Linked DNA regions of Homo sapiens: all the other regions are linked to region 2. Evidence: chromatin loops called from intact Hi-C (ENCODE). Cell type or tissue: natural killer cell. All regions are shown on one strand.

What was found. A loop is a pair of places that touch in the nucleus more often than their neighbours do. Peaks named below come from ENCODE experiments on the same cell type or tissue, not always from the same donor. Only the 100,000 strongest peaks of a DNase experiment are listed, where the experiment ranks them.
Region 1: it touches region 2 in a loop (5-fold over the local background); 11 of 110 quality-filtered maps call a loop at or near these places.
Region 3: it touches region 2 in a loop (4-fold over the local background); 6 of 110 quality-filtered maps call a loop at or near these places.

Annotation. Positions count from the first base shown.
Region 1 is chrX:9,474,453-9,476,952 of GRCh38, reverse strand. The region is part of intron 1 of TBL1X (transducin beta like 1 X-linked); the gene reads right to left. Among named protein-coding and RNA genes, the nearest start is that of TBL1X, 11 kb to the right of the region's middle. In natural killer cell, no CTCF peak of the experiment used is centred here; a DNase peak (open chromatin) is centred at 1,312; H3K27ac peaks cover 980 bases.
Region 2 is chrX:9,642,950-9,645,449 of GRCh38, reverse strand. All of the region lies in intron 3 of TBL1X (transducin beta like 1 X-linked), which reads right to left. Among named protein-coding and RNA genes, the nearest start is that of GPR143, 120 kb to the left of the region's middle. In natural killer cell, no CTCF peak of the experiment used is centred here; a DNase peak (open chromatin) is centred at 939.
Region 3 is chrX:9,529,417-9,531,916 of GRCh38, reverse strand. All of the region lies in intron 2 of TBL1X (transducin beta like 1 X-linked), which reads right to left. Among named protein-coding and RNA genes, the nearest start is that of TBL1X, 66 kb to the right of the region's middle. RefSeq lists silencers at 918-987, 814-1,108 and an enhancer at 531-1,102. In natural killer cell, no CTCF peak of the experiment used is centred here; a DNase peak (open chromatin) is centred at 956.

The DNA.
Region 1 (2,500 bases), 170 kb after region 2:
ATTCTATATTTAGTTTGAGTACACTAATATAATTAACTAAGGTTATATAATTTTGCTAACTTCAAATTTTCACTTATAAAGCTTCACATACAATTATCTGAACTAAAATTGATTTGATTTTTATTTTTGTAGAAAGATGAAAATGGTTAATTTTAATAATCCTGTCTTCCTAATAAGTTACTGTCTTCATTGATATAAATTATGTAGATGGTGCTTCAACAATGCTCTAAAGTTTGTTTTCATAATCTCTTTCAAGGTTAGTGTACTCACAGATTCCACGTCCCAGGGGCTTTTACCATTTGGCCTTCCCATTCCCCTACATACCTCTGTGCCTCAAACTCCCAGAAACTAAACCTAGACAGCTGCCCCTTGAAAGCACAGGAAGTGTGCGCTTAAGAAATAAAGTCAATTCTGGTACAGGCTTCAGAGGTCAGCCGACTTAGGGTCATTCTCTGAGATACACTTCTGAAAGATTATATAGGGTGATTTGGATGGCAAATAAGCAAATGATTAATTAAGAGTGTCATCACTCAACAACAAAGACAGGAGAGGATTCCAGTTCACAGCTGAAGCAATTCAGTGGTTCCAATATGAAGTCAAGACCAGTCTAAGGCTTAAAGCAAAATATATTGTGCCATCTCTTTCCTCTTAAAGGGGTTGGGCTGTGGAGTCAGATAAGGTATATTCCCAAATATACTCTGCATCTGCTTTATGGTTCATTACAACTAAATTTCTTACTGGGGCCTAAATGCATTGGTCTCTGGAGAGGGGAGATAGGTGCATCAATCTAGATAGTAAAAAATTCTACTTCCTGTTTCTCCTCTCTTCACAGTGAGTGCCTTCTGAGTATTACCATAAAGAGAAGCAACAGGTTTTTTAAAAAGTAGACACAAATATTTCAGCTTATCAAAGGACAAATGGAGGTCTACATAGATTCTGATGAGCATTAATCATGGTCGGCATTAGGCATCCTGCTGGTACACGGAAATCTACAAGTACTGCTCCTGGCAGGCTTTCTAATGCACTGCGCAAGTGTATGAGCATCATTTCATATAACAAAGTTATGTTGCGAATTCAATATTCACAAAGAAGAAAACAGATGCAAACACCAAAAATTACACACAAAAACTAAAGCTGACATATCAATTCTCTCAAGTTAAACAAACTAAAAACTGGTCTGGAAACCCAGAACCACTTGAGGTTGGCATTTCATCTCATGAAAACCAAACCTTCAGCCATTCTAAGCAAATGAGCTCAGCCAGAAGACCTTAAATTTAGAGATGATTCCTATTTCTCACCTCCACAGCCCACAATGTGGTCTGAGTTGTGAATATAATTTTTATGTTTATTCACTCTGTAACACCAGTAGTGTAGCAGCAACTCAGAAAAAAAAAAAAAACCTAATGAGGCCAGGCGTGGTGGTTCACGCCTGTAATTCCAGCACTTTGGGAGGCCGAGGCAGGCAGATCACTTGAGGTCAGGAGTTCGAAACCAGCCTGGCCAACATGGTGAAACCACATCTCTACTAAAAATAAAACAATTAGCCAGGCGTGGTGGTGGTGGGCACCTGTAATCCCAGCTACTCGGGATGCTGAGGCAGGAGAATTGCTTAAACTTGGGAGGCAGACGTTGCAGTGAGCTGAGCACTCCAGCCTGGGCGACAGAGCCAGACTCCATCTCAAAAAAACAAACAAACAAACAAAAAACACCAATGAGAAATGCAAAAAAACAAAACACTTAATAACCATGATAGATGAAATATGTCTCAAAAACAAAAACAGCAGGTCACAGTGGCTCACGCCGGTAATCCCACCACTTTGGGAGACCAAGGTGGGCGGATCACCTGAGGTCAGGAGTTCGAGACCAGCCTGGCCAACATGGCAAAACCCCGTCTCTACTAAAAATACAAAAATTAGCCGGGTGCAGTGGCAGGCGCCTGTAATCCCAGCAACTCGGGAGGCTGAGGCAGGAGAATTGCTTGAACCCAGGAGGCGGAGGTTGCAGTGAGCTGAGATCACGCCACTACACTCTAGCCTAGGCGACAGAGTGAGACTCTGCCTCAAAAAACAAACAAACAAATAACCAGATTTAAAGATTTAAAGCACCCTAGGACTTTTATCACAACTCAATTCCAGTACAATCTCACGTTGATGTCTTTGAAATTCTGAACCATTTCTGCAGCAAAACGCCTAATTCTCCAGAGCCCTGAGGGCATCCGTCAATGAAATCAGCTGATTTATAAACAGAATTCAGTGATTATGAAAACAATGCAGTCATAAAACGCTTAAAAAGCATAGCATTGTTCCAAGGTTTCCTTGTGGACCTGCAAACAGGTACTGTCATCTAGTTCCGAAACAAGCGCATTTTTTCAGCTTTAAAAACAACACGCAAAATACAATAGATCCAGTATGTGCATGGTTCCCTGTTATTGCATATTCTTTCTTCCCTAAGTCAAATCACTAATACCTGTACCTCTGGAACGATGTCCAGTCCTTAAGCT
Region 2 (2,500 bases):
GCTCCCAATTGCATGTGTATCTTTCTACACGTTGTATAGTTTCTACTCTGAACATGGACTACTCATATTTATTAAAACGTAAAGAAAACCTGGGAATGTCGGCTGGGCGTGGTCGCTCACTTGAGTCCAGGAGTTTGAGACCAGCCTGGGCAACACAGTGAAACCCATCTCTACAAAAAATACAAAAATTAGCTAGGTGTGGAGGCATGCCCCTGTATTCCCAGCTATTTGGGAGTCTGAGGCACGACAATCGCTTGACCCTGGGAGGTGGAGGCTGCAGTGAGCCGACATCGTGCCACTGTACTCCAGCCTGGGTAACAGAGCAAGACCTTGTCTCAAAACAAACAAAAACGACCTGGCAATGTCTTCAGAGATAATCAGTATGAAAACAACTATATAGGAAATGAGGCTACAGGGTTGGGAGGGCAGAGCAGAGGAGAGGTTTTGTGTTAGAAAAGGAATGCCGCTTTTCACAGAATAAAATCATCCCTGACGGGACATGGTGGCTCACGCCTGTTAATCCCAGCACTTTGGGAGGCTGAGGCGGGCTGATTACTTGAGGCCAGGAGTTTGAGACCAGACTGGCCAACATAGCAAAACCCCATGTCTACTAAAAATACAAAAAAATTAACTGGGCGTTGTGGCGCACGCCTGTAATCCCAGCTACTCAGGAGGCTGAAGCAGGAGAATCACTTGAACCTGGGAAATGGAGGTTGCAGCGACCCAAGATTGTGCCACTGCACTGCAGCCAGGATGACAGAGCGAGCCTCCATCTAAAAAAAAAAAAAAAGAAAAGAAAAGAAAAAATCCCCATGATGAGGCATTCAGAAAAGGTCCTTTCTGTGCCCTGCCACCCTTCTGGGTTAATTAGTGGCTGGCTGGGGCTTTCATCCAAAGCCCACATGCACGTCAACGGCAGATGCTATGGTGACAGGAAGGAAGCCCTCTTGAAAATGCTCCACCTAGCAAGAGCAAGCCACTACCAGGGAAACCCACATCACATGAGCCGGACAATGCATGTAAGAAAAAGAGCACTGCCTCCCTTTCATCCTCTCCTCCTCTGGCCACAGTTCAACACAGATGCACGTGCCCAAGATTTCAGAGCAGACTGCCTTGGAAGGCACTGATGCTACTGCTTCCACGGAGCAGGAGCTCATCCTATTTTCCTGATGACCGTGGTCTTTAACCTAGCACTTCTGATATCCAGATCCATTATGACCTATTTTCCAGCCAGAAATTAATTTATGGATTTTAATTATCTTTTAGATAGACTGAACACAGTTTCTACACAATGTGCACCGGGCCTTCAAACAAATTTCAGGAATACATGCACTCTGGTCATGATATCTCTAAGACACTGATTTTTCACTGACATATGAAGAATTTAATTTGACCATGATGAGTCTCTTTCTGGCAGTAGATGGAGTCAGCAGTGGGTTCACCTACACATATGATGTGGCCTGTGAAGTTGTGAAAAATAAACTCTGAAGCGTACCCTACAGTTCGAAAGGCAGGCGGTGCCCCATCCCCCAATGTGGCCTGGATCTCATATAAATCTTAGTGTTATATCAGCATTTTGTTTTGTTTTAGTGACAGGGTCTCACTGTGTTGCCCAGGCTGGAGTGCAGTGGTGCAATCATAGCCTGCTGAAGGCTCAACCTCCCAGGCCCAAGTGATTCTCCTGCCTCAACCTCTTGAGCAGTTGGGACTACAGGTATGTGTTACCACCTCTGGCTAATTATTATGTTTTTACTTTTTTTGTAAAGATGGGGGTGTCACTATGTTGCCCAGGATGGTCTCAAACTTCCGGCCTCAAGTGATCCTCCTGCTTTGGCCTTCTAAAGTGCAGGGAGTACAAAGTGTGAGCCACCGTGCCTGGCCTATATCAATTTTGGAGGCTTATATTTAAATGAATGACAAAGACGTTTTTAAAAAAGGAAAAAACTAAAAGCATCATGAACCCAAATATTAGATCAGAGTCCAACCATCCTTACACTTATGTCAGCAAACACAGGTACTAAATTTTGTAATTTAATGCCCCATAGCCTATAATTCCACAGCCATATGACTGACAACAAGTACAAAATAAAGGGCTGACAGAAGCAGCGGTGAGCAGGACTCCTCAATCTCCTCACGTTTGACATTTAGGGGTTGGGGAGGATGTCCTGTGAACTGCGGGACATTTGACAGCATCCCGGGCCTCTACCCACTAGATGCCAGTAGCACCCACTCCCCCAGTGGTGACAACCAGACATGTCTCCACACATTCCCAGGTTATCTTGGGGGTGGAGACTCCCCCAGGGTGAGAACCCAAGTTAGGGCAGTTACACAGGCCCAGAGCCACTCCCTCTTATGTGGCAGAAAGGCCCTCAAATTCCTTACGTAAAAGTCCTGACCCCCAAATATCTGCAGTGCCTTCGCTACGTAATCACAATTTAGAGTCTGTCTTCATCACATCATGGCCCTTGGGTGGGCCTCTCGGAGCCTCACCTCCAGGTGG
Region 3 (2,500 bases), 110 kb after region 2:
ACTAAAAATACAAAAATTAGCCGGGTGGTAGTGGTGCGCGCCCATAATCCCAGCTACTAGGGGGACTGAGGCAGGAGAATCACTTGAACCCAGGAGGTGGAGGTTGCGGTGAGCTGAGATAGTGCCACTGTACTCCAGTCTGGGCGACAGAATGAGACCGTGTCTCAAAAAGAAAAAAAAAAGAGCCTCTCATTATGTTGCCCAGGCTGGTCTCGAACTCCTGGACTCAAGGGATCCTCCCGCCTCGGCCTCCCAAAGTGCTGGTATTACAGACATGAGCCACAGCGCCCCGCACAGATCTACTCTTCTTAAATAAGCGGAGATGCTTTTTATTTGTGTCTTTTTGTTGTCGTTGTTATTTTCTCTCAATTATTTAGAATGTACAAAATATTCGTGGTATTCAAGGATCAGGTAACAGCTTTACAAACCAGAAATGAGCGATTATTGACATTTAATCAACCAAGAAATATTTATGAAATATAAGGCAAAAAAACCCCACCACCAACACACACCAACACACACACACACACACACACACACACACACACACACACACACACACCCTCCAGGTTCTTAGTTCAAAAAAGTACCTAGAAATAAGGAAAAATGTAAATTGTTCTGAAGCATGCAAAGTTCATCCTGTCATGAATGAAAGGAACTCTCCCTCTCCCCTCCCTCTCTCCCTGTCTCTCCCTCTCCCTGACTCATTTACTGTGTGAGTTTCTTAAATTCGTGTTAGGGAATGCAGGGAATTTAAGCACTAAGCATACCCATCTCCCACTAACTCCACCCTCCCACCCAGGCCTCCCCCTTTTTAACACTCCCCACCTCTGCACAAAAGGTCCTGATCCTTCTCTATTCAGTTGCATTCTCTTAATGCAATGCACCCGGCACAAGCACACATCCCGCTCAAGGGTTAGCTGCTGACGGAGGGGCGGGGCTTTACCAGCGGCAGATAAGATGCTTTGGCAGGGAGCCTCTTTGCAGCCTCACACGTGATGCTCGGTCCATTTTTTTAAAGGGGGAGGACTACGTTTCATTGAACACATCTAAAAATGTAATGGAGGGAGGGAGGAATTAAAGTCAATGGGTAAAACGTGCCATTTAAAAGTATATGTATTCTCGGGAAAAAATCCAGAAACATTTTCTTTCCGTTATATTTTAAGATTTCTTGGGTTGACTTCAACACAGATAAATGAACATTTGTGATGAAAAGATAAGTATAGTTTCTTAAAATTGAGAAGTCAAGGGGATTTTCTCACCTTATTTTAAAAGAAACATGTAAATATTTTAGCGGAAGTAGAGAGGAAAAAGGAAACATGCAGGGCTTTTTTAAAAGAGCACCTTTTTTTACAGCTTTAAAGCCACAGATAATTTGAGAACATAAAAATGTGTGATGTGGTCTGTTCATTAAAAAGTAAGTGCCAGTATAAATTGAATTTTAAACTATCATTTAGCCAGACAATAATTTCAAATTTAATAACTAAATTGATTTTAATTGCTTTTAAATGGTCCTGGCAAAATCTGAGCAAGCTCTTCATTTCTGCCAATTCATTAGAAGCAGGCAAACTTGAATACAGAAGGAAAAAATCAAATCATTATAATTAAACAAAATTTTCTGCATTCAGTATCCTCTCCAATGTCAAGCAGACCTAGAAGCTACTGACTCTAACAAAAGCAAAGGAGACAGATGGGAGAATGGACCCCCTCGTGACATTAAAATGCCACCTGGCTTATAAATGCACGTTCGTTTTGGAAGACATCAACAATAACAGGGCTCTCCTGTTTGTTTTTTTAAATCGTCTTTTTAGGTCTTCTAAAACTAGAGGAGCTCAGAAGTGCTTTCCCCACATTCATCAGGTATTCTATTGTGGGTTTTCTTTACTCCACCACTCAGCGTATTTCTAGATATTAACCCATTCCTCCATGCATCTGCCATGGAGGTTTCTTTCTCTCTTTCTATCTCTCTCTTTCTTTCTTTGAGACAGGGTCTTGCTCTGTGGTCCAGGCTGGAGTGCCATGGTGCAATCACAGCTCACTGCAGCCTCAACCTCCCAGGCTCCCGCCTCAGCCTCCTGAGTAGCTGGGACCACAGGTGTGCGCCACCATACCTGGTCATTTTTTTTTTTTTTTTTTGGTAGAGACAGGGTCTCCTTATGTTGCCCAGGCTGGTCTCCAACTCTTGGCCTCAAGCGATCCTTCCACCTTGGCATTCCACAGTGCTGGGGTTACAGGCATGAGTCACTGCGCCCAACCATGCCATGGAGGTTTCCTTGAAGTTTTTACCCTGAGCCTCATGACCCCCCATGTCTACATTATTCTTACTCCCAAACAACATCAGAAACAAGGCGCACAGCTGCTGAAGGCTGCTTGGGCCTGGAAACCAGTCTCTACCTGGCTGTGCCATGCCTGCCTTCCTGCACCCACATCTGGGGTCTGAATGCATTCCACACAATGTCTGCAACCCCTCCTTTAGCACGTCTGAAATTCAGCATTCCAG